Regions from separate parts of the Homo sapiens genome. Here region 2 is linked to region 1. A link is a loop called in an ENCODE intact Hi-C map of the cell type or tissue named here. Cell type or tissue: GM12878. All regions are shown on one strand. Each heading gives the region's core, and the rest is flanking DNA. Links, peaks and the distances in the headings are about the cores only. Region 1 overlaps ZBTB46 (zinc finger and BTB domain containing 46). Region 2 holds the start of ARFRP1 (ARF related protein 1).

The links. Hi-C counts contacts between places; a loop is a spot of excess contacts. Peaks named below come from ENCODE experiments on the same cell type or tissue, not always from the same donor. Only the 100,000 strongest peaks of a DNase experiment are listed, where the experiment ranks them.
Region 2: it touches region 1 in a loop (6-fold over the local background); 14 of 110 quality-filtered maps call a loop at or near these places.

What each region holds. Positions count from the first base shown.
Region 1 is chr20:63,776,319-63,791,824 of GRCh38, forward strand. ZBTB46 (zinc finger and BTB domain containing 46) reads right to left here. Exons shown (of 5, transcript NM_001369741.1): 2 at 13,503-14,472. The coding sequence starts at 14,439. Among named protein-coding and RNA genes, the nearest start is that of ZBTB46-AS1, 24 kb to the right of the region's middle. RefSeq lists enhancers at 1,602-2,139, 6,022-6,081. In GM12878, for the core only: a CTCF peak has its summit at 10,126; a DNase peak (open chromatin) is centred at 10,153.
Region 2 is chr20:63,698,174-63,713,679 of GRCh38, forward strand. It overlaps TNFRSF6B (TNF receptor superfamily member 6b), which reads left to right. Exons shown (of 3, transcript NM_003823.4): 3 at 107-511. The coding sequence ends at 390. ARFRP1 (ARF related protein 1) reads right to left here and starts at 9,803. Exons shown (of 8, transcript NM_001267547.3): 1 at 9,694-9,803; 2 at 8,826-8,924; 3 at 8,478-8,565; 4 at 8,184-8,266; 5 at 3,963-4,044; 6 at 3,657-3,727; 7 at 2,429-2,529; 8 at 474-2,357. The coding sequence starts at 8,918. The coding sequence ends at 2,270. RTEL1-TNFRSF6B (RTEL1-TNFRSF6B readthrough (NMD candidate)) reads left to right here. Exons shown (of 38, transcript NR_037882.1): 38 at 107-525. It overlaps ZGPAT (zinc finger CCCH-type and G-patch domain containing), which reads left to right and starts at 9,866. Exons shown (of 7, transcript NM_181485.3): 1 at 9,866-9,945; 2 at 10,380-10,991. The coding sequence starts at 10,408. RefSeq lists enhancers at 729-778, 1,019-1,198, 1,269-1,318, 1,367-2,248, 1,389-1,468 and 2 more and silencers at 9,079-9,128, 9,219-9,458, 9,879-9,938, 9,979-10,138. In GM12878, for the core only: no CTCF peak of the experiment used is centred there; DNase peaks (open chromatin) are centred at 889 and 1,118; H3K27ac peaks cover 1,359 bases.

The sequences.
Region 1 (15,506 bases), core at 8,575-11,074:
ATTTCCATCTCGCAAAGACGAGGAGAGGCTCAAAATGGATCAATGACGTTAGAGCTAAATCTATAAAATTCTTAGAAGAAAATCCGCATGATCTCAGATTTGGCAATAGGTTCTTAGATACAAAACCAAGCACAAGCAACAAAATAAATTGGACTCATCAAAATTAAATGTCTGTGCTTCAAAGGATACTACCAAGAAAGTGACGCCGGGTGCGGTGGCTCAAGCCTGTGATCCCAGCACTCTGGGAGGCCGAGGCGGGCGGATCATCTGAGGTCAGGAGTTCAAGGCCAGCCTGGCCAACATGGTGAAACCCCATCTCTACTAAAAATACAAAAATTAGCCGGGCGTGGTGGCACGTGCCTGTAATCCCAGCTACTCAGTAGGCTGCGGCAGGAGAATCGCTTGAACCCAGGAGGTGGAGGTTGCAATGAGCCGAGATCACACCACTGCACTCTAGCCTGGGCGACAGAACAACGCTCTGTCTCAAAAAAAAAAAAAAATTGCAACCTATATATCTGATAATAAAAAGGCAAATACTGTAACTCAATATAAAAATGGGCAAAAAATCTTACTAGACATTTGTCCAAAGAAGATGTATAAATGGCCAAGACGCACAGGAAGAGATGCTCAGCATCACCCATCACTAAGGAAACGCAAAACACAACACGATTCCACCACACAATACGGTTCCAGCACACGCCACGGTTCCACCACACGCCACGGTTCCACCACACGCCACGGTTCCAGCACACGCCACGGTTCCACCACACGCCACGGTTCCAGCACACGCCACGGTTCCACCACACGCCACGGTTCCAGCACACGCCACGGTTCCAGCACACACCCACTGGGATGGCTGGATATAAAAAGGCCAGGCACCGTGGCTCACGCTTCCAGTCCCAACATTTTGGGAGGCTAAGACCGGAAGATCTATTGAGAACAGGAGTTCAAGACCAGCCTGGGCAACACAGCAGGACAAAAAGTTAAAATAAAACAAAATTAGCTGAGTGTGGTGGGTTGTGCCTGTGGTCCTAGCTACTCAGGAGGCTGCGGCGGGAGGATCACTTGAGCCTGAGAGGTTGAGGCTGTGGTGAGCTGTGATCGAGCCACTGTACTCCAGTCTGGGTGACAGAGTGAGACCCTATCTCAAAAACAACAACAAAAAAGATCAGATAATATTGGCAAGGATGGGAAGAAATCAGAACCCTGGAACCTTGCTGGTAAGAGTGTAACATGGTGCCCTCCTGCGGAGCAGGTCGGCAGGTCCTCACAACATCAGGTACAGGAATCACCACGGGGCCCAGCAGTTCCACATGTACGCATGCAGATACCCACGAGAAATGAAGACACAAAAGCTCACAGAAAACCTCGTCCAGGACGCGCGTAGCACGTTATCCATAACAGCCAAAAGGTGGAACAGCCAACAAGTCCATCGATGGACGAATGGATAAACATAACAGGTCCATCCCCACAATGGAATATTATGTGGCCATGAAAAGGCATGAAGAACAGACACAGGCCACCACACAGAGGAGCCGTGAAAACATGCTCAGCGGACGAAGCCAGACACAGAACCACGCAGAGGAGCCTTGAAAACTGCTGAGTGAACAAAGCCAGACACAGAAGGCCACATGCCATTTCATTTCCATTAAATATCCAGAACAGGCAAATCAAGACAGAAAGTAGGTTTGTGGCTGCAAAAAGGGGCTGGGGAGGGGTCTCGGATGAGGGCTAAGTGGTGCAGGGTTTCCCTCTGAGCCGAGGAAAATGTTCTAAGGGGACTGTGCTGATGGCTACAGGATGCTGTGAATATACCATACCAAAAACCTCTGAACTGCAGACTTTAAATGGGTGAGTGGGGTGTGAATCATCTCTCAGTAAAGCTTCTATTTAACAACAACAACAAAAACAACAAAAGGTGACGACTTGAGTCATGAATTCAACGGATTCCTCCGAGTGTCAGCTCAGGCCAGCCAGGGCTTTGTGGAGTACCCTCCCTCTAGTGGGGCTGTATGCACGATATCAAAACACCCCCAGAACACGCTGAGCGATGATGATTTGCAGATATTTTCCCACAGCAAGAGAATGGATTTTCCACCGTGGTCGTTGACAGGAATCGGGATCAGAACCACAGAAACACAGGGGCATGGGGCAGGGGGCACTTGGAGCAGGGGCAGAGGTGACGTCTGCAAACACCCCTGGAACAAACATGCACACGTGAGGCCCAGCAGCTGAGAGCTGGGTGTGGCAGGTGGGCAGGGCCCCCGTCAGGCAGCACACGGGGTGAGTCCAGCCTGGCAGGAGCGGGTGGGAGTCTCCAGGGACAGTGACATTCGGACCGTCGAGCTACCTATGACTTCTTCTGGAGGCCTCTAAGGGATATGTTTCCAAACTCTACTCTTTTTCCAAACTATACTCCTTTTTATATTTTTTTACAAATCCCTCGATGACACATCATATTAATTGTGCATTTCTAGGAACTAAATATACAGGTTATATCCAAACTTATGTTAAGGCTTTGTCTTAGCTTGGGATGCCATGACAAAATACCACAGGCAGGGCGGCTTAACAACGAAAATTAGTTTCCTCACGCTCTGGAGACTGGGAAGTCCAAGGTCAAGGTGCCAGCAGATCTGCTGTCTGGTGAGGCCCCTCCTGACCTGCAGATGGCGGCAGGTGAGCCCTGGGGGCCCCTCCTCAGAGTCTGGGAGCAGAGTGGGTGGTGGGTGCTGTGTGCTCACGAGCGTGTTCAGGGATCAGGGCCCCGCCTGTGACTTCACTTTATCACTTCCTTCAAGGCCCTCCCCAGACGCAGCCACACGGGGGCTGGGGTTTCAACACATGAGTGTGGGGGTGCACATTCAGCTCATAACAGGCTTCAAAAAAAATCACCCAATTTTATTTTATTTAATTAATTAATTAATTTATTTATTTATTTTGAGACGGAGTTTCGCTCTTGTTGCCCAGGCTGGAGTGCAATGGCATGATCTCAGCTCACCGCAACCTCCGCCTCCCGGCTTCAAGTGATTCTCCTGCCTCAGCCTCCTGAGTAGCTGGGATTACAGGTGCGTGCCACCACGCCGGCTAATTTTTTTTTTTTTTTTTTTTTTTTTTTTTTTGAGACGGAGTCTTGCTCTGTCACCCAGGCTGGAGTGCAGTGGCATGATCTTGGCTCACTGCAAGCTCCGCCTCCCAGGTTCACGCCATTCTCCTGCCTCAGCCTCCTGAGTAGCTGGGACTACAGGGCGCCTGCCACCACACCTGGCTAATTTTTTGTATTTTTAGTAGAGACGGGGTTTCACCGTGTTAGCCAAGATGGTCTCGATCTCTTGACCTCGTGATTCGCCCCCCTCAGCCTCCGAGAGTGCTGGGATTACAGGCCTGTGAGCCACCGCGCCCGGCCGCTAATTTTTGTATTTTTAGTAGAGACGGGGTTTCACCACATTGGTCAGGCTGGTCTCAAACTCCCAACCTCAGGTGATCTGCCCACCTCAGACTCCCAAAGTGCTGGGATTACAAGCATGAGCCACCATGCCTGGCCAAAATCACCCAATTTTAAAGCCAAATTTTAAATCTAAATTATTGTAACAAATCAAGGTGAAAAACACATAAAAGAAATCAGGATAAGCTGAAAGAACTCTCCCTTGTGTGAAATGCTAAAATTTGGGTTTCCGCCAGGCACAGTGTCTCATGCCTGTAATCCCAGCATTTTGGGAGGCCGAGATGGGTGGATCATGAAGTCAGGAGTTTGAGACTAGCCTGGCCAGCCCGGTGAAACCCCGTCTCTACTAAAATACAAAACATTAGCTAGGCATGGCGGTGCGTGCTTGTAATCTCAGCTACTCGGCAAGCTGAGGCAGGAAAATCGCTTGAACCAGGGAGACAGAGGTTGCGGTGAGCCGAGATCACACCATTGCACTCCAGCCTGGGCAACAAGAGTGAAACTCCATCTCAAAAAAAAAAAAGACAGATAAAAGAAATTCTCATTAATTTTATGTATATAGTAGTTAGCAAGGTAACTCAATGGATAAAAGACAGGTTTCTTAGCAAGCAGCACTGGAACAACCTTATAATCCTATGTAAAAAGTGAACCTCAAGCTGATCTCACGCCACATACAAAAAAACCAACTTGAATCATGGAGCTATGCGTTATACTTAAATTGATAAAAACTCAAGAAAAACCATAGGAGAAAGTCTTTGTTGGCTGGGCACGGTGGCTCATGCCTGTAATCCCAGCACTCTCGGAGGCTGAGGCGGGCGGATCACGAGGTCAGGAGTTCAAGACCATCCTGGCTAACATGGTGAAACCCCGTCTCTACTAAAAATACAAAAAATGAGCCGGGCGTGGTGGCGGGCGCCTGTAGTCCCAGCTACTCGGGAGGCTGAGGCAGGAGAATGGTGTGAACCCAGGAGGCAGAGCTTGCAGTGAGCCGAGATTGCACCACTGCACTCCAGCCTGGGCGACAGAATGATACTCCGTCTCAAAAAAAAAGGATCCTCCTGAAGAGACACTGTTAAATGAAAAAAGGAGGCCATGCACAGTGGCTCACGCCTGTAATCCCAACATTTTGGGAGGCCAAGGCGGGTGGATCATGAGGTCAGGAGTTCAAGACCAGCCTGACCAACATGGTGAAACCCCATCTCTACTAAAAAAAAAAAAAAAAATACAAAAATTAGCTGGGCGCGGTGGCGGGTGCCTGTAATCCCAGCTATTCAGGAGGCTGAGGCAAGAGAATGGCGTGAACCCAGGAGGCAGAGTTTGCAGTGAGCCAAGATGGTGCCACTGCACTCCAGCCTGGGTGGCAGAGCAAGACTCTGCCTCAAAAAAAAAAAAAAAAAAAAAAAGAAAGAAAAAAGGAGCCAAAGGCCAAGAGAAAATATTTTCAAAGCACATACTTGATGAAGGACTTGGAACGAGAACACCTAGGAACTCTCACCACTCAGTAATAAAAGATGGGCAGAAGATCTGAACAGACACTTCCCCAAGGAAGAGACCCAGATGTGGAGCAGGTGCCCGATGCTCATCACCGCCAGCTGAGCCACGACACTCACTCGGCCAGAGCCTCACGGTCACCACGTAGACAGCCCAATCGAAACACGGCAAAAAGACCTGGACAGACACTTTACCAAAAAAGATATATGAATGGCATCATCCGCCATCAAAGAAATGCAAATCAAAGACCATAGAGAAGCCAGGTGTGGCGTCTCACGTCTGTCATGCCAGCACTGTAGGAGGCCGAGGCAGGCGGATCACCTGAGGTCAGGAGTTCGAGACCAGCCTGGCCAACACGGCCAAACCCCGTCTCTACTAAAAATACAAAAAATCAGCCAGGGGTGGTGCTGGGTGATTGTAATCCCAGGTACTCGGGAGGCTGAGGCAGGAGAATTGCTTGAACCTAGGAGGCAGAGGTTGTAGTGAGCCAAGATCGTGCCATTGCACTCCAGCCTGGACAACAGAGCGAGACTCTGTCAAAAAAAAAATAGAGGCCGGGCGCGGTGGCTCACGCCTGTAATCCCAGCACTTTAGGAGGCTGAGGTGGGCAGATCACAAGGTCAGGAGATCGAGACCATCCTGACTAACACGGTGAAACCTCGTCTCTACTAAAAATACAAAAAAAATTAGCCAGGCGTGGTGGTGGGTGCCTGTAGTCTCAGCTACTCAGGAGGCTGAGGCAGGAGAATGGCATGAACCGGGGAGGCGGAGCTTGCAGTGAGCCGAGATGGCGCCACTGCACTCAGGCCTGGGTGAAAGAGCAAGACTCCGTCTCAAAAAAAAAAAAAAGAAAAGAGGCGTGGCGATTTTCACCAAAATCCCCGGCTACTGTATGCAAACCCCCAGTGGTGAGCCAATGACTCCTGCAGAGACGCCCAGGCTGCAACCCCCGAGCCGTGGTTTTGCCACCTTGTGGCAGAACGACTCCGCAGACCTGATTCGGTTCAGGATCTCACGATGAGTCCTGGATGAGCCACGTGGGCCCTAAACGGACCCACCAGGGCCCCGTCAGCAGAGAAGGAGGCAGGAGGGTGACAGAAGCGAGGATGGGAAGGGGCAGGAATGATGTCGGGCCACGAGCCAAGGATGCTATGGCTTCCAGAAGCCAGAAGAGGCACATGGACTCCCCTGGAGCTCCAGGGGATGCAGCCCTGCCGGCTGCTTCAGACTTCAGAGAACCGTGAGACAAAACGTGCATTGCTCTGACAATAAGTCTGGTCATTTATTACAGCAGCCATCAGGAGCCAGGTGCTTGCCAAAAGCACAAAAGCCACAAAAGACACCTGCAGGAGAGCCTCACAGCCCTGAGCCTGACACCCAAACGCCCACATCCAGACAACCACAGAACAGGCTGCAGCCACGCCCCATGCCCCACGACCCACGCCCCACACCCACAGGTGAGGAGCAGTGTTGCTGCTGGCTGCGGCCGTGAGTCCCTCCCACACCAGGACAAGGAGCAAAGCCAGAGATGCAAGGACACCCTGCCGAGTGGCTGCGTTAAAAGTTCAGTTGGCCAGGCAGTGGCTCACACCTGTGATCCCAGCACCATGGGAGGCCCAGGCGGGAGGATCGCTAAGCCCAGGAGTTTGAGACTGGCCTGGGCAACATAGTGAGATCCCGTCTCCCGTCATAGTGAGATCTACATCTCTATAAAAAACATTTTTAAAAATTAGCCAGGCGTGGTGGCGCACGCCCATAGTCCCAGCTACTCAGGAGGCTGAGGTGGGAGGATCACCTGAGCCCAGGAGGTTGAGGCTGCCGTGAGCCGAGATTGTACCACTGCACTCCAGCCTGGGCAAGAGAGTGAGACCTTGTCTTAAAAAAAACAAAAAACACAGCTGGGCGTGGTGGTTCATGCCTGTAATCCCAGCACTTTGGGAGGCTGAGGTGGGTGGATCACAAGTTCAAGAGATTGAGACCAGCCTGGCCAACATGGCAAAACCCCGTCTCTACTAAAAATACAAAATATCAGCTGGGCGTGGTGGCACGTGCCTGTAGTCCCAGCTACTCGGGAGGCTGAGGCAGGAGAATCACTTGAACCCGAGAGGCAGAGATTGCAGTGAGCCGAGATCGCGCCATTGCACTCCAGCCTGGCGACCGAGCGAGACTCCGTCTCAAAACAAAAACAAAAACAAAAAATACTCTGTCCAGTGCCGAGTGCAGAATTTTTTTAAAAATAAAACAAAAACAAAAAACAGCACGTTCCTGTGAAGGGTGTTATTGTCTCTGTCCCCGTCACCAGCTGCTCCCCAACAGACTGTAATGTGATCAAAGCTGATTGCAGGTAATTCTGTTCATACCTGAAAGCAAAAACATCTAGAGAAGGCGCAGCTGAGTTCTCAAGCTTCCCAGGACAGGACTGAACAGGGGAGTGGATTAAAAGAGGCCAAGCCAAGCATCTCCCGAGCAGCTGTGGGATCGGGGTGCGGAGCCGGACGCCCTTCCCACCCCACTACTGACCAAAGCACATGATGTCATCTTTTGGTTGAAACCCTTCCACCCAAAAAATAAAAAGACCATCCCAAGTGCAGGAAATTTTCTTCAACAGAACAATCAGATCTGCCGTGCTGCTGAAACAGGCTGTGAAAGGTGTTCAGGAGGCGAAACATTGTTCAGGAGGCCAGGTGGGGGAACCTCACATTCCGTCGGGCACCAGGAGGGCCGAGATGCCACGCACACTCAGGACAGGAGTCCCTGCAGGGACGTAACCTCAGAGGTAACTCCCTGCCCTCGTGTGATCAGGACGGCTGAGACCGTGGTGGGGGTCCTCCTCCCCAACCTTCGTGGAGAGAAAGAGGGAACACCAGAAGGGGACACAGCCACGGCCCCCTCCGCTCACCAGTTCCTGCTTTATCCCCAGCAAAGAGCTCTGGGGGCGGTGAGGAGCTGCTGTCAGCACAAGGGAGAGAAACCCTGAGACCCGCCGGAGGCAGGCCGGCCTGGTCCAAGAAGCAGCTCGAAGACCACCCTACCCTGAGAGCTGGGACCCTCACTCCCCTCCCGGAGCAGACAGGAGGCTTGCAGGCAGTGCTAGGCACCCGAGAGGCCATTGTCCCCCATCTGGAGCTCCCGCAGTTCTGATGTACGCTTAAAAATCCCAACATGTCAAGCTCCCACCTCACCAGGGTTCAAGTACACACTTCACAGAACACACAGATCCTCCTGTAGCAGCACCGCTTAGGCATGTGTGGGGCCATTTAGTTGGGGCACCTGGGCTGTTTCTTTACCATCTTCTCATGCAGTAGCTACACATCCACTTTGTCAAGGCCTCACCAGTCACCTCTCAGGTCCTTACTGTGCTCCCTCCGCAGATGAGAAGGAGACGCCAGGGCCTGGGGAGGCACGGGCCTGCCTGCCTGCCCCATAGCTGCAAACATGAATCTGAACATTTTAATGCTATTTCCCACAAGCTCTCATAGAAGTGAACTGCTGTAACTCAGAAATAAATTTCAAGGGATACTGTTTCTTGGAAGCTGCTCAGTTAGAATGAATTTGGCCTCCCTGCCTAGAAAATCACTCTTAAAAGCAAACAGGCCTCAGGGTCACCAGGGGCCGGGATGATGCACAGAGGGGTTGGGGCATCGGCGTCGAATGATCCACGGTGACCACTTGACATGTGTCCTTAGAAAAGAGACTTTGTGGCCGGGCGTGGTGGCTCACGCCTGTCATCCCAGCACTTTGGGAGGCCGAGGCAGGCGGATCACGAGGTCAAGAGATCGAGACCGTCCTGGCCAACATGGTGAAACCCCGTCTCTACTAAAAATACAAAAATTAGCCGGGCGTGGTGGTGGGCACCTGTAGTCCCAGCTACTCGGGAGGCTGAGGCAGGAGAATGATGTGAACCTGGGAGGTGGAGGTTGCGGTGAGCTGAGATTGCACCACTGCACTCCAGCCCGGCAACAGAGCGAGACTCAAAAAAAAAAAAAAAGAAAAGAAAAGAAAAAGAAAGAAGGAAAAGGGACTTTGTGGCCCGGCACACTGGCTCACGCCTGTAATCCCAGCACTTTGGGAGGCTGAGGCGGGCGGACCGCTTGAGGTCAGGAGTTCGAGACAAGCCTGGCCAATATGGTGAAACCCCGTCTCTACTAAAAATACAGAAATTAGCCGGGCGTGGTCACGGGAGCCTGTAATCCCAGCTACTCGGAGGCTGAGGCAGGAGAATCACTTGAACCCAGGAAGCGGAGGCTGCAGTGAGTCGAGATCACACCACCGCACTCCAGCCTGGGTGACAGTGACGCTCTGTCTCAAAAATAAAAAAAATTTAAAAAAGGGCCTTTGCTTCTATAAATGGGATGAAAATTAAAAATCCTCTTCTCTAAGATAGAATAAATCTTTAATGGAAACAAACTGACCTCCATGGGATCATGATCTACTTCCAAACCCCAAGCTTCCAAATCCCAGCCTGAGGGCTCAGACGGAGGACGCAGCTCAGGGAGTCACTGGCCGCCACAGCGTGGGCAGAACCATCCTCCATCCTCACACAGCTCACAGCCTTGTGTCCTCATCTTAGCAACTCGGAATAATCTAATGGAAGAGTTTCACAGTTGCCTTGGAAACCCAAGGGATTTAAGACTCTAACAAAAGTACACAGCCAAAATCACTTGTTGGATTCTAAAAACACCTTCTGCTCGACAACTGCATTTAAAGCATTCAGCCCACAGGCTTAAGGAGTGCACTATTTCTCAGTGCCTGCATCGACTCTCATAATACAAAGGCCTCCAGCACGGGCACCTGCCAGCGAGTTACGTGCACGCACAGGGAGGTGGCCTGGGACCACTGGGAGGGGCCTCGCTGTGCTGACAACGGACCCTGCAGCGCATCTGTAAACATCAGAATAAACCCCCCAAAGCCGTGTCTCTTGCCAGGGACCACTGCTTCTCAGATTTTAGTTGGAGCTAGTGGAAGATTATAAACAGTTACAAGCAGATGGAAAGGCCACTGGCCCTGACCTGCTGCCTGTACACTCTCCACACGCACAGCAGCACATAGAGAAACGATTTTCCCAACTGCTAATGTCTGGAGACATTTTTGGTTGTACCAACGGGGGATCCAAAGGCAGGTGCTCCTGGCATCTGTGGGTGGAGGCCACGGCTGCTGCTAACATCCTGCAGTACCCAGGACAGCCTCACGATGGAGCACAACTCAGCCCGAGGCTGAGTTAAACCAACTGCTGTTTTTTGTTTGTTTTGAGGTTTTTTGATTTGTTTTGTTTTGTTTTGAGACAGGGTCTCAACCCTGTCTCCAGGCTGGAGTGCAGTGGCGCGATCTCAGCTCACCGCAACCTCCGCCTCCCTGGTTCAAGAGATTCTCCTGCCTCAGCTTCCTGAGCAGCTGGGACTACAGGCGCGCACCACCACGCCCAGCTAACTTTTGTATATTTAGTAGAGACGGGGTTTCACCATGTTGGCCACGATGGTCTCGATCTCCTGACCTTGTGATCCGCCCGCCTTGGCCTCCCAAAGTGCTGGAATTACAGGCGTGAGCCACCCCGCCCGGCCTCGGATAACTTTTGTATTAGAAATGGGATTTCACTACTTTGCCCAGGATAGTCCCAAACTCCTGGCCTCAAGGGATCCTCATGCCTCGGCCTCCCAAATTGCCTCCAAAAGGGATTTTGGGCCTGAGCGACTGCACGTGGTCACCAACTTTTACTGAACATCCAGGGTCTGGCCGTAGCTCAGTGCAGGACGCACAGCAACAACAGATGAGAATGAATAAAATCTACATTGTGTCAAAGTAGAACAGCATTTACCCGCAGGTGGGGTAGAGGCAAGAGGAAGGTACTGTATGACGGATACAGTTTCCCTTTGGGATGATGGAAAAGTTGTGATCGCAGAACTTCATGCGCCACAGAAGGGCATTTTGGTCAGGGATGGACCACAGATAACCACTGTGGTCCCGTAGATTAGAACGCAGCCGGGAAATTCCTGTCACCTGGTGGCGTGACAGGAATAGCCATCGCCATCCTAGCCATCGCCATCCTAGCCATCGCCACATCCTAGCACAACTTTAAAAAATCAGTTTAGTGTAGGCCACGCCAAGTGTTTATAAAGTCTGCAGCAGTGCACAGTTCTGTCCTCAGCCTTCATGTTCCCTCAGCACTCGCTCACCCAGGGCAACCTGCAGTGCAGCAAGCTCTGTGCATGGCAGGGGCCCTACCCAGGCATGCCGTTATCTTGTATACCCTATTTTTACAGCACCCTTTCTATGTTTAGACACACAAACACTTCCCATGGTGCCACAGCTGCCTGCAGTGCTCAGCACCGTAACTAACACTGGCAGGTTTGTGCTGGGCCTATAACCGGCTGCACTTTCTAGTTTTGTGACGGGCGCTCCATGACGCTCCCAGAGCAACAGAATCGCCTAGCGATGCGTTTCTTGGAACCTATCCCTGTCATCAAGCAACGCGTGACTTTAATGCCAGTGAAATGTACATTTGAAAATGGTTAAAATGGTAAGGTTTACATTATGTATGTTCTACCACAATGATAAAAGTTAACGTATTATCGAGCTGTGTTCACTCCCGGCTCTCGCAGATCTCTCAGCGACGGAGAGGAGGGACCAGGGTCAGGAGAAGAGGCCACACCCGCCCTGCCCAGGAAGCCCTCCAGCCAGGGGGGCAGGCAGCGTCTCCCACTGCGCCACCCACACACGGCATCTGCGACATTTTTCAGGGCCTCCCACCCTGCGGCTTGCTGTCTTTCGTCCTCCTCTGTCCACTCACGCCCTCCCACGTTCATTTCCAGGCTTCATCCTGGAGGAACCTCCCCACGGGCAGCACCTGCTAGGACACCTCCATTTCTTCTTTCCTTTAATTAAGAGACAGGGTCTGGCTCTGTCGTCCAGGCTGGAGGGCAGCAGTGCAATCACGGCTCACTGCAGCCTGGACATCTTGGGCTCAAGCCATCCTCCCGCCTCAGCCTCCCAAGTAGCTGAAGTACAGGCACAGGCAACACCACACCCAACTCCAAATATCCTTCCTTGACTTGGGCCACAGCCTGGGGAAAAGAGCAGAGGCCAAATCCCCACAATTATTATTAATATCACATGCCCAGCACCATGAATGGTGGCCAGTATTCAGCAAACATTTAATTTATTATTTACAAATATGGAAGACACATAAGGGACAACCATTCAGGTGGTGACGTCCAGCTTCAACAGAGCTAAGCTCAGAGCCCCTTTGCAGTGAGTAATAGGCAGGACCCAAGGGGAGACCCTGTATCATGAGGTGTAAGAAAAAACATCAGCCAGGCGCGGTGGCTCACACCTGGAATCCCAGCACTTTGGGAGGCTGAGGTGGGTGGATCACCTGAAGTCAGGAGTTCGAGACCATCCTGGCCAACATGGTGAAACCCTGTCTCTACTGAAAATACACAAATTATCTGGGCGTGGTGGCACGTGCCTGTAATCCCCAGCTAATCGGAGGCTGTGGCAGGAGAATCACTTGAATCCGGGAGACAGAGGTTGCAGTGAGCCGAGATCACGTCACTGCACTCCAGCCTGGGCAACACGGTGAGACTGTCTCTTTTTTTTTTTTTTTTGAGATGGAGTTTCGCTCTTGTTGCCCAGGTTGGAGTGCAATGGCGCGATCTCGGCTCACCACAACCTCCGCCTCCCAGGTTCAAGCGATTCTCCTGCCTCAGCCTCCCAAGTAGCTGGGATTACAGGCTACTTTTCTGTATTTTTAGTAGAGACGGGGTTCTCCATGTTGGTCAGGCTGGTCTTGAACTCCCGACCTCAGGTGATCCACCCACCTCAGCCTCTCAAAGTGCTGGGATTACAGGCGTGAGCCACCACACCTGGCTGAGACTGTCTCAAAAAAAAAAAGAAAAAGAGAAAAGAGAGGAAACAAACATCGCCTGTTGGCTTCAACAGCAGAACCCACAGGTGTCAGCAGACACAAAATCCACTTGCCGGGAAAGGCTGCTTCTTGGCTGTAACCTCTCAGGTCCCCAGGTCAAGGCAAGCTGAGCCACCAAGGACAAAGTACATTCACATGGTGTTTCCATTCAACATTCACTATAGCAACAGTGACCAAAGGCAGAAGTCCAGGATGAAAAGCCTGGAGCTGAAGGCCACCCTGGCAAGCGGCCAGTCGAGTTACCCCAGTCAGGGCTCATGGGAGGGTCCCACAGGCCAGGGGAAGCCGACCCTGCAGGCCACGCCCTCACCAGGGCTGAGGGGTCCCCTCCCGGTGTCACCCACCCCCCGGCTCACGTCCCTGTGGCTTCAGAGGGGCCCAGCCCAGGCAGCCCCCGTGTGTGGGTGACACCAGTGCCGTGCTGATGGGGACAGATACACAGGGTCTCCAAGGGCCCTGGTGATGCCCTGCCCTTTGAGATGCATTGGCTGCATTCCCAGCGGTCACGACAACCTCCTGTAAGAGGAAGTGACCCTAGAAAGCCACCAGTGTGAGCCTGGACATGCGTCACTGCCTCCGCACAGCACGCGGCCGTGAGGCCTGGACACACTGGGGCAGCTGAGCCCCCGTAACGAGTGAAAGGCTTACTTGAGTCTCGGCTGCTGAACGGCCACCCCGACGTCGGCAGGAAGGACGGCACCGGGGAGCTGGCCCGGCTGTCATCTTCCACCTGCTGTGTGATGTGCCGGACGGTCTCTTTGTTTTTCCGATTCTTCCTTCGGCCCGTGGGCTGCCAGGCATCACCAGCACTCTGCTCTGAGAAAGAGTTCTGTACTGCACCGTCCTTGGCAGAAGGCAGCTCGCTCCCTCCGTACTGAGACGGTGAAACCTGCTCTTCCTTGATGCGCAGAGGCCCGTAGCCCACGTCTCCAGGCCATAGAGGCTGTGAAGAAACATCATCAGGGCCATCGGCCTTGGGCTCCTGATCCTCTTTCCCGTAGCTGCTCCCTCCGTCGTGACAGCTGGCGATGGCCGAGTCTCCGGAAGAATTGGCAGGACTCGTTCGCCGTGCCAGCCACGGGGAGATGCTCCTCCCAGCCATCACGGCCGAGATGAGAGCTTCCGTGCTGCTGCTGGACGAGGCGCCGATCTCGAACTCCGCAAGCTCATCTGAGGCGTCCGACTTGATGCTGATGTCCAGCGCCGCCTTGATGAAGTCGTGGCAGGCTTGCACGATGTCCGTCATCTGCAGGAAGCTGGCGGCTGACATCACCTCGATGACGTTCCTGCTGGTGAGCGCCAGGTGCGCTGAGTACATGAAGTCGATGATGGCCTTGAAGCCCTGGGCCGTGACGATGTCCAGGTGCGTGACCGTGGCCTGCTCCGACGTCTTCTGCACCTGGCAGTAGAGCGTCTTGAAGTAGCGGCTGCTGCCCAGCAGGACGTTCTTGTGCGCCTTGAAGACCTTGCCCTCCACGACCACGCAGACGTCGCACAGGACGCCGTGCTGCCTCTGCTCGTTGAGCTCCCGCAGCAGGTGCCGGTAGTGGGACGTGATTTCCATATCTTCCTTTCGGTTGTTCATTTGGAAGCCCTGGTGTCGCCTCTTCTACAGACTCTGTGGAGGTAAGAACAAGAGTTACCCAAGCTCAGCACAGACAGAGGCCGTGAGAGGACGCCGGGCGGGGCGCAGGAGGGCCATGGGGCACAGAGTGCGGCCAGTGGGAGGACGACCCACGCGAGAGCCCATCCACAGGTGTGCAGCGGGAGGCCTGTGTCTCCGCCTGAAGCAGGGCAGCAAACACCGGAGGGCACCAGTGCGTCCAGGGTGGGACGTCTGCCACGTGTTTCCGTGCTCGAGGCTAATGGGGTTCTGAACAGAATCCCACATACGGCAACTGGCATATCCCAGGAACGATGAGAACACCCAGCCGTGGCTGAGCAACTCTTACCCAAACTGAGAACTCGGTTAAATGACCTACACTGTGGCCATCCCTCACGCTTGAAGAAACATTCTTAAGGAAAAAGAATAAAACTTCCAGGCTGGGCGCGGTGGCTCATGCCTGTAATCCCAGCAATCTGGGAGGCCGAGGAGGGTGGAGCACAAGGTCAGGAGATCGAGACCATCCTGGCCAACATGGTGAAACCCTGTCTCTACTAAAAATACAAAAAAAGCAGCTGGGCATGGTGGCGGGAGCCTGTAGTCCCAGCTATTCAGGAGGCTGAGGCAGGAGAATGGCGTGAACCCGGGAGGCGGAGCCTGCAGTGAGCCGAGATCGCGCCAGTGCACTCCAGCCTGGGCGACAGGGCGAGACTCCATCTCAAAAAAAAAAAAAAAAAAAAAAAACTTCTTACACAAAAAACCACAGAATAAGGAATTAAAGCATTCATAGCCTTAGTCCTGAAAATTTCCAAAACTCTGAGCTCAAACGAGCTGAAGTCTTCTGGAGGAGGGAGGCTTCCTGGCTTAGGCCTGGGTCCCTGCCCAGCACTGGGACAGGGCAGGAGGGAGCTCAGGCCCTGCGGCTGCCAGCGCCCTGGACGTCTGAGACACGACTGGTCTCTGGGTCCCCCTCATCAGAAGACAGCCCTGCCTCACAGAGTCACAGGACACACAGAATCATTTCTGAATTGGGTACACCCCGTCCCGGA
Region 2 (15,506 bases), core at 1-2,500, 87 kb before region 1:
CTCCTGCAAACCCCCCGAGTGGGGCCCAGAAAGCAGGGTACCTGGCAGCCCCCGCCAGTGTGTGTGGGTGAAATGATCGGACCGCTGCCTCCCCACCCCACTGCAGGAGCTGAGGAGTGTGAGCGTGCCGTCATCGACTTTGTGGCTTTCCAGGACATCTCCATCAAGAGGCTGCAGCGGCTGCTGCAGGCCCTCGAGGCCCCGGAGGGCTGGGGTCCGACACCAAGGGCGGGCCGCGCGGCCTTGCAGCTGAAGCTGCGTCGGCGGCTCACGGAGCTCCTGGGGGCGCAGGACGGGGCGCTGCTGGTGCGGCTGCTGCAGGCGCTGCGCGTGGCCAGGATGCCCGGGCTGGAGCGGAGCGTCCGTGAGCGCTTCCTCCCTGTGCACTGATCCTGGCCCCCTCTTATTTATTCTACATCCTTGGCACCCCACTTGCACTGAAAGAGGCTTTTTTTTAAATAGAAGAAATGAGGTTTCTTAAAGCTTATTTTTATAAAGCTTTTTCATAAAACTGGTTGTAGTTGCACAGCTACTGGGAGGGCAGCCGGGGACACCTGAGCCGCCCGCTGTGCCCAGATCCCTCAGGCTGCCTGCCATCAGAACTGCTGCCCGGGGCTTCCCCTACCTCAGACAGACCCTCCCTGGGAGGATCAGTGGGGAGTGCCACCTCTGCCCCCAGTGGCTGTGGCACGTGGCAGGGGCCCCTGAAGCTCAGCGAGGGTCAGGGCCTGGGAGGGTATCATTGCTGGAAGAACAGGATGGGGCTCAGGCCAGCCCTAGTCGCCGGGGCCCACACTAACCCCCCACTTATGAATTCCTCCCACTCCCAACTCACAGGGGATTTCCCGAGAGGGGACCTGCCAAAGACCTCCTCCAGGCCTCCCATGCTTTCCGGGAAGTGAAGCTTCTCCCTCTCTGGGGCAGGCTCTGAAGCCTCCCGATGCACCCAGAGCAACCGGGGGGCTGCACCAGCCACTCGCCTCCCCAGCACGGCCAGGTTCCCGGGGCTGGAGGTCCCCCCCAGGTCCTGGGAACCAACCTGCAGAACACACACAGGGTCCCCTGGAGAGGACGCGGGGACTTCCAGGGCCCGACTCCTGTGAGTCACAGCCCCGCAGCTGCTGCGCCACCCCCACCCTGACTCATGCCCCTTCCCAGCAGCTCCTCCCAGGACCCCATGTCCTTCCCACATCCGCAGGAAGGGAGTGCCTGGACTCTCCAGGCCCACCTGGGGAGCCCCTCACCTGCCCACCAGCCCCTGAGCAGCCCAGTAACACCATCACCGTGTCCAACAGCCAGGAGCCTCCACCCTCCAGGAGGGAAGGGATGGACAGAGCCACACTCGCCGTCTTTATTTTGCACTCACCCTGGGTGACACTGGGCAGGCCGCTCCTGCCCACAGCCAGACTGAGGAAGAACACAGCACTCGGCAGGCCCAGTGGGGTCCGTGCAGGGAGGACCCCAGGACCAGCCTTACTCCCGAGCAGGGGACACAGGGCCCCACAGAGAACCCCTCCGGGAGGTTCTCTCCTGGCTGGGGGAGGGCTCTGGACCCCCACAAACACTCCCCAACTTGCGGGGCTGGGGCATAAAAACAGCCACTCCCAGCAGGCCCCCTCAGCTTTTTGCATCAGTCAGCTCCCTCCCGGGGGATTAGGGTGAGGTGAAGCCAGGCCCAGGCGTGGGGTATAGGTCTTCCCCCGCAGGCCTCAGCCCTGTCCCGAGGCTGCATCACAATCCAGGGCCCCCGCTGGCCTTTGGGAACATGGCCTGGGTCTTCCTCAAGGCAAGATCAGCCCCAGACCACTTCCGGGGTCACGGGGTCACGGGGTCACAGGGCAGAAGCCAGATGGCAGCCATGGCTGACGGGCCTCCTCCTCGATGGGGCGGAGACAGCCACGGGGTCTCCCGAGGGTCCCACAGGGCTGTCCTCATGCAGCCCAAGCCAGCCTGAGCACTGGAGCCCCAATTCCCAACCAGGTCTCCCTCAGACCCCCCAGAAAGGGCCTCGAAAGGCCGCCGCTGCGCCCTGTGGAAAGGCTGCCGCTGCAGGGCCTGGGCCAGCCGGGCTGCCAGACTCCCCTCCAAAGCCTCCGGATGCCTACGCTTTTCCAGACATAGAGGAAAGTTTGTCTTCGAGAAAACAAAGTAAATAGAAGAACCCCAAAGCAAAGCAAACCCACCCCCCAGATCAGCAGCATGGGAGCCAACAGGAGGCCACTCCTCCAGCACCAGGGGACCAGCCGTCCCGACGGCAGCGCGGCTGCGCCTACGTGATGTCCCTCTGCCGCGGCGGCCGGTGCACATTCCGCACGACACACTTCACCATCCACTCGATGCCCTCGCGCACCCCTTTGCTGTGAAGACAGCGGGTGTGAGGCGGGGGGTCTCGGTCCCCAAAGCCCCCGCAGGTGCAGCCCCCACTCACCCTGTGAGGGCCGAGCAGGCCTGGGTCAGGCAATCTCGCCTGCCGATCTTGCTGGTGCAGTCGCTGAAGGCCGTCTTGATGTCAGGGATTGAGAGGCACGTCTGGGGGAGGTAAGGCCGTGAGGAGCAGCCCCCACGTCTGGCCCTGTCCTGCCTGTGGGCCCGGGACTCTCAGAAGGGCGTATGCCCTTCACCCCAGGGAAACAGCCAGAGCTCCACCAGGGTCCCAGTGTCTCCCACAGAGACCACAGCAGTGAGGACCCTGTGCTCAGCCCGAGGCTGAACATGGCTGGTAGTGCCTGAGACAAACTAGACGTCCACACGGCTCCAAGGAGTCCACCCCCCATCCCCTCCCTGGGGGACACCCTGAGCCCCGAGGTGGGGCGCTGAGGACTGAGGCCTCCTGGGCAGTGGCGGAGGCAGGTCCCAGGGGCCCACACAGCCGGGGATGATGGAGAGGTGGGAGCCCTGCATCAGTGATGGAGGCAGTCTGCAGTCATGGTGGCTTCTGCTCACAACCACCTGCCCAGTCTTCAAAAAGCAGCCCTCCCCTCCCCTTTTCCTCCGAGGGGAGACCCCTGCCCCGTACCAGATGTCCCTCTTGTCGGCTGAGATTGTAGGGGAGGCCAGCCTTACAGGCTGGGGGCAACAGAGCCACCCCAGAGAAGGCAGGAAGTGAAGATTCACCTGGCCCTCTGGACGCCGGGCTGCTTCTGTGCAAAGCCACTCCAAGAGAACAGCTAGAACTCAGCGTGGCCAGTGCTCCCGGGGGCAGTGGCACCTCAGAGGGGTCTTGAGGGGCTGCCCTGGGGGTGGGGCTGGCACAGATGCCACCTCCAAGGGTAGCAGGAACAGGTAAGGGTCAGAGCTGACTCCCACCAGGGCCCCAGCATCACTTCTTTGAGCTCTGAGTTTCACCTGGGTGTCCCCACAGCTTGGCCACACACTCCTGAGACACGGCCGCCCTCCTGGGGAGAGGTGCCCTGCATAGCAGGAAGAGGCCTCTGGGCGCCTGCCCTGAGGTGGGAGAACCTCCAGGGCTGGCAGCAGCAGGTCTGGAGAGGAACCAGGCTTGGGAAGCTGCTGGGGGCAGGGCAGGCCTTGAGAATGGCTCTGTACCCCCTGGGCAGTCACTGGGCCTGGGGTGTCTGGGTGCACACCTGCTCCCCTTGCTGTGGGGGAGGCTGGGGACTCGGGAAGCTGCTGCGGGAGGCAGGGGTGGGGCTCACCTCCACATCCTGCTTGTTGGCCAGCACCAAGACGGGGACACCGCACAGCGCCTCGCTGGTCACCACCTTCTCTGGGGAGGGCAGGAGAGGCAGCGCCTCACACCCAGCATCCTGCCTCTGACTGCCCAGGGGCCCACAGGCGTGGACACTGTGACAGCCACTCCCTCTGCCCCCCCCCCCCCCGTCACCCACTAGGCAGGAGCACTTCTGACCAGACACTGAGCCTGCCCCAGGCACAGAGCTGCCCAAGCTGGACCTGCCCCCACTCACCATCCATCCCTCCCAGAGCAGCCAGGCCGCACTCACCAAACGCCTGCTTGGACTCAGCCAGCCTCTCCTCGTCGGTGGAGTCAATGACGTAGATGACGCCGTGACACTCCGCATAATACTGGGAGGAAGCACCAGGAGTTGGGGCTCAGTCCCCACCCTGCCAAGGGCCAGCAGAGCCAGGCCTGTGTCATGGCCACAGTGAGGGGCTCACATGAGGAAGGGGCAAGAGGGCAGCCCCCAACTGCAAGACCCTTCTGGGATGCATTCTGGGGTTGCGGGGAGATCTGGTGGAGGTGTCCCCAGACGCTGCTCCTGAGAACCTGCCGGCAACCTTTGGCCTGATGGTGGCCAAAGGTGAAAGACAGGGATTGGGCCAGGCGTGGTGGCTCACACTTATTATCCCAACACTTTGGGAGGCAGAAGCAGGAGGATCACCTGAGCCCACTTCACGGCCAACCTGGGCAACACAGTGAGACTCCGTCTGTACAAAAGCTTATGGTAATGTGCGCCTGCAGTCCTAGCTACTCGGGAGGCTGAGGTGGGAGGATGGCTTGAGCCTGGGAGGTTGAGGCTGTAGTGAGCTCTGATCACACCACTGCACTCCAGCCTGGGTGAGAATGAGAGACCCTGTCTCAAAAAAAAGATAGGGTTTGGGGGCTGGAGGAACCTAGACCACAGCCTGGCCCGTTGAGGGAGTGCACCTGTGGGGCTCTGTGCCAGCACCTCGCACAGGGAGGGAGTGTGGCCATGCGGATAAGACTGACCAGCGCCATCTACGAAGCGAGCCTTCCCTGCCAGGACAGGGCCAGAGTCACTGAGCTCAGACCTCTGCAGCCTGGGCTGGTCAGTCCTGGGCTCGCTGGCAACACTCCTGGGCAAGACAGGGCACAGCCCCTGCAGCCTCAGGTACAAGTGCTGAGCCCTGGACCAGATGAGTGCACCTCTATCTCAATCAGAAAAAAACACAGCAAACTCCGCGTCCACGTGGAGCAGACAACAGCTCACATTTGCCACTTTGCCTCCAGGCTGTGCCAGCTCTCCTGTCCAGGCATGAGTGCCCAGAGACCTAGAACTGGATGCTGACCAGGTAGGACAAGCTGGTGGTCAGTGTGTTAAGACACACACACCCGAGAGCATGAGAAGCCAGGAGGCACAGCCCAACTCTCCGAAATCCTTAGGGTGTCTGAGCAGGGAGTACCAGACAACCCCATCCCAGTGCCAGACAAGCTTGTGCACCTGCACTTCCCACAGAGGAGAGAAGCCTGTGCACCTGCACTTCCCACAGTGGAAAGGAGGAGGCCCAAGGCCAGGCCCCCCCACCCCCAGGAACTTCCCACAGTGGAGAGGAGGCCCAAGGCCAGGCGCCCTCCAGGGTTCTGCAGGTAGCGAGGCCCCCCCACCCCCAGGAACTTCTCTGGCCTACAGACAGGTCCCACACAGAGGCCGCCAACCCCTCAAGGGACCCTGCAGTGTGCCGGCTGTCTGCTGCTGACACAAGGGAGCAGGCGGACCCTAAGGTGGAGACCTCTGTGGCAGGAGGGGCGGCTCTGTGGAGGCTGCAGCAAGCCCAGTGAGAGAATCTCCACGTGGCTCCTGGGGCTTCTGAGCAGGGTGGCAGAAGGTTCATGTGCAACCGGGTCCTGGACCATGGGACCACGTGGCCAGAGCCACCCATCACACCTACCAGGCACAAGGTGCACAGCCCAGCAGGGCCGCAGTGGACGGGAGCGACACCTCAGGGCTGAGTGCGGGCAGGACCCAGAGCCCCACGCCCCAGTGGAGGCGTCACAGCAGTGGTCATTGTGGGGTGCCCCACAAGGAGGGGGAAGAGGGAGGTGTCCAAGCGTGGCTCCTGGCTGGCCAGCTGACCCCAGTGGAGCAGTCAGAGGGACTGTGGGTCTGAGTTTTTCTCCCCAGCAGCAATGGGAGCTCCCCAACTGCAAAGTGCCAGCCAGCCTGAGAGACTAGTGTTACAGCAAAGAACCCAGGAGCTGAGGTCCTGGCACATGCCACACATGTGGACACCAACCCAGGGTCCAGCCCCAGGACGAGGCCAATTCGCAATGACGCCCCTTTCTGTGGTGCTGGCTCTGCACAAGGATGCAGGATACAGGAAACCAGGGTGGGAGCAGGGGCCTCCCTTCCGGTCCCTCCCAGTGACCTAGGGGGGTCCCTGCAGCTGATCCTCCCAGCTCTGAGCTCAGCAGGGTCAGGGGTCCCGGCCACTAGAGCAGCACATACTCAGCAGACACGCTGAATGACGAGCCACAGCTGCCTCATGGGCATGACTTGCACCTCATGTCTAGGAGACCCTGGTGGGCAGGAGATGGGGCTGCCATCCCACAGCTGTCCCACAGCTGGGGACCCAGGGAGCCACTGGCCCCACCACGGTGGTGTCTGGAGAAGGGCTCAGACTGCCAGGAAGTCGCACCCCAGCAGAAGTGGTAGTGAATTGGGAGGGCACTCAAGGAAGGGCTGTGCAGCCCCAAGACCAGCAGCAAGGATGGGCTACAGTGGCCCCCTTAAGTCTCCCTCTTCCAGTTTCGCCTTAAGAGAGGCCCTCAGGACCTTGGAGGAACCCCTCTCCAACGTGGAAGTGTGGGTCCACATAGGGCTGCAGCTGTGGCCAGTGCAGGCATCTCTGGCCCCACTGTATTCTTGCTTCATGTTGGAGAACACTGCACCAGCAGATGGTCTCATTTTGGTTTCTGTGGGACCCACTTTGGCTGCAAAGAGCCACACTGCCAGGTCACACCTGCCCAGGGCAGCCCACACTGGGGACCCACCAGGCCATGGTGTGAAGTCCCGGCCAGCCTGGCCCCACATGGCACAGCATAGCCAGTTCTCCTCCAGGGCTCCCTGCTGGGCCAACCACAGCTCTGTGGATCCTGCTGCCTGAGTCGACCTCTCCTCTCCCGTCCTCCCTGCCTTCCTGGTGCCGACCCCCAGTGTGCATCCTGTACCTCGACCTGTCTCAGCATCTGTGCCTGAGACACCGGCCTGTGACAAGATCATCATCATCTGTGTCACTCCCCAAGCATGCTGCGCACTGGACACACAGGCCCTGACTCAACTTGTCCTGTCTGACTTCAGTGGTCCTACAGGATCTATCAGAGATCACTTGGCCATGGGAGAAATGTCTTCTTGGCTAGAAGTCACAGCAGGAGGGGACACTTTGGGGGCGCCTAGGAAAGGGGAACTAGGATCAAAAAAGAGATCAGGACCTGGGCACTCAGCTCTAGAGATGGCATCAGGGCAGCCAAGGCACTGGGGACACCCCACACCCACTGTGCCAGCCTAGGGCAGGGAGCCCGAGGAAGCCACAGGCTCTGCCCTGCTCAGTGCTGGACTCAGTGCCTGGCCCAGGCTGAGAAGGAGATAAACTGCAGCCTTGGGGGTGTGGGGAAGGGGCACCACACTGGGATCTCAGAAATGCCCAAAACCTGTGTCAAAATAGGAGACTGCCGCTGTGAGACCCTGAGGAGTCTTCTGGTGATCATGGAAGAACAAATGTTAAGCTAGAACTGAAGGAACCTCATCAGGGGAGAGGCAGCCATCCTGCCGTCCCCACATCTGGTCTTTGCCATTTCTGTGTCCTGTGGTGGTCAGCAGCAAGGTCTCTGAGCCGAAAGGAGGCACTCACTTTGGAGGAGTGCAGGGTCCCCAGGTCCCCACACTTTGTCTTGTCCTGACTGAGAAAGAAACAGACTGCCCTGACCTCTCTGACTTGGCCAGCGAGGTTGCCCTTAGGCTCAAACCCAAGCCAGGGTTTGAACATTCCCAGACACTTGTAAGATGTTTAGGTTGTTAACATAATGTTCAGGTTTCAAAACATTGAAAGAAACTAGCCCCAGCCCTGAACCCAGATCCCCCCCGGCTTCAGGCATGACCAGTGAACACGCCCTTCTCTCACTGGTCACCTGAGGATGCCGCACTCTGTCAACAGGTTCCCCTAATACATGCTCTGATCTGATCGCCTTGGCATTTAGTGATTCTTTCCCTGGAATTCTCCACTGGCCCCATCGCAGGGAACTCCCAAGTGGGAAACTCCCCTACCACCACTTTTGGGGCAACTTCAGCTAAGGGTTCAGCTGGGACAAAACAGGGAGCCACTCGGGAACCTGGGACAGGACCAGAGAGAAAACCCGAGGGACAGAGTGGGTAAGGAAAACTGCTGAGGAAGGGCCCAAAGGGCACTCTGGAAAGAAGTGGCACTGGAGGGCTGGGGTGGGGGTGGTCCTGGCCAGGGAGTCTTACCTTGTCCCACAAAGACTGCAGCTCTTCCTGCCCTCCTAAGTCCCAGAACATGAGCCGAGCCTTTCCCACATCCACAGTGCCGACTGGGGAGAGGAGGAAACAGGCAAGGCTCATGACCTTGGTCCTCGACACACCCAGTCCCAGCTCTCCCAGGGGATGGGGCAAACCATGCTGGTGCCACTCAAATGAGACTTGAGAGGGGCCCGACAGGGCTGTGGCCACGGGCCAGCTGGACTGTGAATATCACGGCATCCTCAAGGCCCCAAACCCACAGCCTGCTATTGAGACCCTTACTGTTTAGGCCCACGGTGGTGGTGATTTTGGATAGACTCATCCCCTTGTAGTTCTTGTTAAATCGGGTTTTCGACTGCTCCAGGAAGGTCTGAGGAGAGAGGCAGAGGCGAAACACATCAAGGAGGGGCTATACTGGCTTCCAAATATCCTTACTCAGGTCTGTTCTTTAAAAGACAGAAACAGAAACAGAGCAACACTCTGCTCTTCAGGAGGCTGGTGGTGACTATCCTGCCGTCTCAGGTGAAATTTGGCTTCCGTCTGGGTAGTGAACGTGCAGCTGACAGCACAAAACCGAAGGGGGCGCCGCCAGGCCGTGGGAAAGGTGCGCGCAAGGGCGTGGGCACTCACCGTCTTCCCAGCATTGTCCAGGCCCAGGATCAGGATGCAGTACTCGTCCTTCTGAAACATGTACTTGTACAAGCCCGACAGCAGCGTGTACATCCTGCCCTGGGCACCCCAACATAGGTCAGTGTGCAGCCAGAAAGCACCTCCCCTCCCCCGGGCTTCTCCACGGTGGTCAGTGGCGCCCCACGTCCAGCCGACCGCTCAGGACGAGAGCCTGGGGGCCATTCCCGACTCCTCGTCCCTCTCCCACCCCGTCCCTCTGTAACTTCTCCCAGGTCAGCCGCCACTGTGTCCTGCTCACAGCAATGACTGCGACCTCTCCGCATACACATCGGTTCCGGCCCCTCCCCTGCTCGCGGGACTACCCAGCCGGGTGTTCACAGTGAGCTCAGCCGCGCTCCCGCCCTCCCCCGAGGCTTCGCTCCCACGCTTCACGCGCGCGGAACGGGGAACACACTCGCTGCAGCCCCGCCTGGGCCACGGCACCCTCGAGCGCCAGCCCCGCGCCCCACCCGGGAGCAGCGAGCCACCGGCGCGCTCCCCAGGAGCCCCTGCAGGCGCCGGGTAGGGACGCCCCATCACCCCATTTCTTAAAACGGGGACGGCCCTGGGGGGAGCGGACTACAGGGCGGGTGAGCAGCGGCGCGGCTGCTCCTGGAGTGCACCTGGAGGCGGCGCGCGGCTGGCAGGGAACGACTGCGAAGGAAGAACCTGGGTCGCGGCCCCCGGCTACGTCCGCCCCAAGCCGCCGCCGCCAGGTCTGAGGCTCCCCGACAAGCAGCCAAAGCTGGCTCCTGTCACACCCGCGTCCCACCTCGAGTCCTGGGCCGCCCCTCGGGCCTCGCGCCTCACCGCACAGCCTGCGGCCTACCTGCGTCCGCCGCGCCCTCGGAGCCGCTGCTGCTGACCCCCGCTGACCTCCGCTGACCCCGCGCTAACCCCGCGCGGCGCCTGACGGGACGCGGGCCGGCCTCAGGGAATGAGCTGAACCGCGTCCCAGCGGCCTCCGCGCTCCGCTTCCCGGCTGCCCCCGCGCGCCAAGCACTTCCGGAAGCGGCGGCGCTCGGGAGGAAGTGCCGATCGGCTGCTGGGGCGAAAAGGGGGCGCCGGGCCGCTCTAGCCGGTGAGGCCGGCGGGCTCTCTGTGGCTGCGGCTGGGAAACCGCGCGGAGGAGGTGCCCGGCCGGGGACCAGGTGGCCGCGGTTTGCGGGGACGCGGCCCTGGCCAGACAGAAGAGACGCCGGGCGGGGGGGCGCGGCCGGCCTGGAAGGCGGCGGGCGCGGCGGGTGGGCTCGGCGGAGGGTGAGGCGGCGGGGCGCCCCGCGGGGAAGGGGCTCCGGAGTGACGCGGGACCCGGCTAGCGGCGAGCCCACGGCGGCTCGGAAGGGAAGCGCGGAGCCTGAGCGGGGGTACCCGGGCTGCGACCTCTGCGCTGGGAGCTGTGCCTCTGAGCCGGTGTCTCCCCGAGGGAAAGGGGACGTGCCCGTGCCCGTGCCCGCCCTCAGGCTGTGGGGTCGGTCCCGAGACGCGGGGCTCAGCTGGCTTCTCTTCTTGCAGCCCTGGTCCAGCGCCTCCCTCTCTCAGCATGGACGAGGAGAGCCTGGAGTCGGCCTTGCAGACCTACCGTGCGCAGCTGCAGCAGGTGGAGCTGGCCTTGGGCGCCGGCCTGGATTCGTCTGAGCAGGCTGACCTGCGCCAGCTGCAGGGGGACCTGAAGGAGCTCATCGAGCTCACCGAGGCCAGCCTGGTGTCTGTCAGGAAGAGCAGCTTGTTGGCCGCGCTGGACGAAGAGCGCCCGGGCCGCCAGGAAGATGCTGAGTACCAGGCTTTCCGGGAGGCCATCACTGAGGCGGTGGAGGCACCAGCAGCGGCCCGTGGGTCCGGATCAGAGACCGTTCCTAAAGCAGAGGCGGGGCCAGAATCTGCGGCAGGTGGGCAGGAGGAGGAAGAGGGAGAGGACGAGGAAGAGCTGAGTGGGACAAAGGTGAGCGCGCCCTACTACAGCTCCTGGGGCACTCTGGAGTATCACAACGCCATGGTGGTGGGAACGGAAGAGGCGGAGGATGGCTCGGCGGGTGTCCGTGTGCTTTACCTGTACCCCACTCACAAGTCTCTGAAGCCGTGCCCGTTCTTCCTGGAGGGAAAGTGCCGCTTTAAGGAGAACTGCAGGTAAAGCCCTTTGTTGTCAGATGCCAACCTTAGGGGCGTAAGGGGCACGCACACAGGGTCGGGTCAGGATCGGCCCTCCCTTTGCTTTGCAGTTTTGTCTCAGCTTCCTGGGGCAGGCGTGCTTTGACAGCTGTGTCTGTGTTCAGGCGTCTACGTCTTCCTTCTGGGGTGAATCAAGAAGCATGGAAGGAGGCCAGGCGCGGTGGCTCACGCCTGTAATCCCAGCACTTTAGGAAGCCGAGGCGGGCAGATCACCTGAGGTCAGGAGTTCAAGACCACGCTGGTCAACATGGTGAAACCCCATCTCCTTAAAAACACAAAAATGAACCGGTCGTGGTGGCGCGCACCTGTGGTCCTGGCTACTCAGGAGGCTGAGGCAGGAGAATTGGTTGAACCCAGGAGGCCGAGTTTGCAGTGAGTGGAGATGCAGCCACTGTACTGCAGCCCGAGCAGCAGTGCAAGGCTTATGTGGAAGAGAGTAGGTCTCCAGCCTATCGTCAGTTTTTTTTTGGTGGTTGTTTTAATTTTTTTTGAGACAGGGTCTTACTTTGTCAACCAGGCTGGAGTGCAGTGGCATAGTCCTGGCTCACTGCAGCCTGGACCTCCTGGGCTCAACCGATCCTCCTGCCTCAGCCCCCCTAGGAGCTGGGCTACAGACTCACGCTACTACACCCAGCTAATTTTTATATTACTATAATTTTTTATCTTTTTTTTGAGATGGAGTCTTGTTCTGTTGCCCAGGCTGGAGTGCAGTGGCGTGATCTCGGCTCACTGCAAGCTCCGCCTCCCGGGTTCACGCCATTCTCCTGCCTCAGCCTCCCGAGTAGCTGGGACTACAGGCGCCCGCCACCATGTCTGGCTAATTTTCTGTATTTTTAGTAGAGACGGGGTTTCACCATGTTAGCCAGGATGGTCTCAATCTCCTGACCTCGTGATCCGCCCACCTTGGCCTCCCAAAGTGCTGGGATGACAAGCGTGAGCCACCGCGCCTGGCCTTTTTTTTTTGGAGACAGAGTTTCACTCTCCTCACCCAGGCTGGAGTGTAGTGGCGCAATCTCAGCTTACCGCAACCTCTGTCTCCCGGGTTGAAGTAATTCTCTACCTCAGCGTCCAGAGTAGCTGGCATTACAGGCGCCCGCCACCACACTGGGCTAATTTTTTGTATTTTTAGTAGAGTCGGAGATTCACCATCTTGGCCAGGCTGGTCTTGAACTCCTGACCTCGTGATCCACCCACCTTGGCCTCCCAAAGTGCTGGGATCACAGGCGTGAGCCACTGCGCCTGGCCCTGTTGTTAGTTTTATTCTCTAGAGTTCAACTTTTAAATTTTACTTTCATGGAGATTTTCAAACATACCCCAAATTAGAGAGTTTAGCATAATCACCGCCCACGGTCCATCATCCAATGTCGTCATTTATTAATATTTTCCCAGTCTCATTTTGTCTGTTCTCCCTGCCCTATTTTTTTCTTTCCTGGGCCATTTTAAAGCAAATTCCAGAAGTTACTGGTTTTTTCCAATTATGAATACTTCATAGTTGCATCTCTAATCTAACTGATTAGGAAATTACTTAAAAAGTAACTTTTTGGAAGTCCAAGTCCGATGTGAGGACAAAAAAGAGTAACTTCTGTGTCATAATAGGTAACACATTTAATGGTAATACCTCTTCCATATTCAAATATGAACAATTATTACTGTAATGTCTCTATTTCCCTAAGCGCATAGCTTTATTTTTCCTCCTTTTTACTTTTCTCTTAGAAGAAATATTTACCAAGCCTTCTAGTAGGTAATTTTCTTTTTTAGCCAATAGTTCAGGCTGACCGTGTAACCATCCCTAGTTCTAGTTCTAGTTCTTTGAATGTCTTCCTTTTTTTTTTTTTTTTGAAACAGCGTCTTGCTGCTCTGTCACCCAGGCTGGAGTGCAGTGGCACAATCTCGGCTCACTGCAATCTCCGCCTCCCTGGCCCAAGCCATCCTCCCACCTCAGCCTCCCTAATAGCTGATACTACAAGTGTGCACTGCCACGCCCAGCTAATTTTTGTATTTTTTGTAGAGACGGGATTTCACCATATTACCCAGGTCTCGAATTCCTGATCCCTTTGATGAGAGATCTGACACATCCCTGTGGTGCTCCCTCTGGGCCAGGCACTGCTCCAAGGGTTTCATATACTTTCATTCATCTGTGCAACAGCCCTGTAGGTAGGCCCTGCAGTCACACCATCTGACAGAGGAGGAAACAGGAGTAGAAGAACTGAGTGGTCCAGGGCTTCAAGGCTCAGAGGGCTCCGGTTGCCCCCAGCCCTCGTTCCGTCCCCTGCTCCACCCAGTGCTGCTTGCCATGTCGGCATCAGGCCTGATCTGAAAGCTTCCGGAGCATCTTACAGACGTCCACCTTGCCACCATTCAGGACTGATAAGTTCTCTTGGATTTGCGTTGGACCTTTTTTTTTTTTTTAAGATGGAGTTTCACTGTTGTTGCCCAGGCTAGAGTACAATGGCATGACCTCCACCTCCTGGGTTCAAGGGATTCTCCTGCCTCAGCCTCCCAAGTAGCTGGGATTACAGGCGCCTGTCACCACGTGGTGCCCAGCTAATTTTTATATTTTTAGTAGAGGCAGGGTTTCACCATGTTGGCCAGGCTGGTCTCGAACTCTTGACCTCAGGTGATCCCGCCTTGGTTTCCCAAAGTGCTGGGATTACAGGCATGAGCCACCACACCCGGCCCAGGATTTCTTTATATATTCTGGATATCATCCCTTATGAAGTATATAGTTTGCAGATATTTGCTCCCATTGTTTGGGTTGTCTTTTCACTTGATATAGTGTCCTTTGATGCACAAACATTTTAAATTTTGATGCAGTGCAATTTATTGTTTCTTTATTGCCTATGTTTTTGTCATCAGGTTTAAGAAACCACCTCATCCATAGTTATGAGGATTTTCACCTATGTTTTCTTCTAAGAGTTCTGTAGTTTTAGCTGTTAAATTTAGGTCTTTGATCCATTTTGAGTTAATTTTTGTATATGTTATTAGGTGAGGGTCCACTTTATTCTTTTGCATGTGGATTTCCAGTTTTCCCAGCACCATTTGTTTAAAAGACTGCTTTTTCTCCACTGAATGGTCTTGGCACTTTTGTCCAAAATCAATTGGCAATATATGTAAGGGTTTATTTCTGAGCTCTCTCTCCTGTTCCATTGGTGTATATGTGCCAGTACCACACTGTTCTGATTATTATAGCTTTGTGATAAGTTTTAAACTCAGGAAGTGGTAGTTATTCACCATTTGCTCCTCTTTTTCAAGTTTGTTTTGTTTCTGGATCCTTTGCAATTTCATATGAATTTTAGGATCGGCTTGTCCAATTCTGCATAAAAGACAGTTTGAATTTTGATATGGATTGCATAGAATGTGTAGATCTGTTTGGGGCACATTGTCATCTTTACAATATTAAGCCTTCTGGCTGGGTGTGGTGGCTGACGCCTGTAATCCCAGTACTTTGGGAGGCTGAGGCGGGCATATCACTTGAGGTCAGGAGTTCAAGACCAGCCTGGCCAACGTGGTGAAACCCCGTCTCTACTAAAAATAAAAAACAAATTAGTCGGAGGTGGTGCACACCTGTAATCCCAGCTACACGAGAGGGTGAGGCAGGAGAATCGCTTGAACCTGGGAGGAGGAGGTTGCAGTGAGCTGAGATCATGCCACTGCACTCCAGCCTGGGTAACAGAGGGAGACTCCATCTTAAACAACAACAATAACAGAAGAAAAAAACAGTATTAAGTCTTCCAATTCATGAATGAAGGATCTGTCCATTTATTTACGTCTTTAATTTCTTTCAACAGTATTTTGTACTGTTCAAGTCTTGCACATTCTTGGTTAAATAAGTATTATTTTTGATGCTTCTCTAAGGAATTGTTTTTCTTTTCCTTTTTTTTTTGAGACAGAGTCTTGCTCTGTCACCCAGGCTGGAGTGCAATGGCACAATCTTGGCTCACTGCAACCTCTGCCTCCCGGGTTCAAGCAATTCTTCTGCTCAGCCTCCCAAGTAGCTGGGATCACAGGTGCCTGCCACCACACCCAGCTAATTTTTTTTTTTGAGATGGAGTCTTGCTCTGTTGCCCAGGCTGGAGTGAAGTGGCCCAATCTTGGCTCACTGCAAGCTCCACCTCCCGGGTTCACACCATTCTTCTGCCTCAGCCTCCTGAGTCGCTGGGAATACAGGTGCCTGCCACCACGCCCAGCTAATTTTTTGTATTTTTAGTAGAGATGGGGTTTCACCATGTAGCCAGGATGGTCTCGAACTCTTGACCTCAGGTGATCTGCCTGCCTCGGCCTCCCAAAGTGCTGGGATTACAGATGTGAGCCACTGTGCCCGGCTGGAGTTGTTTTCCTTAGTTACATTTTCAGGCTGTTTGTTGCTAGTATATAGAAATACAAGCTGGGCACCGTGGCTCACGCCTGTAATCCCAGCACTTTGGGAGGCCAAGGCGGGTGGATCACCTGTGGTCAGGAGTTCGAGACCAGCCT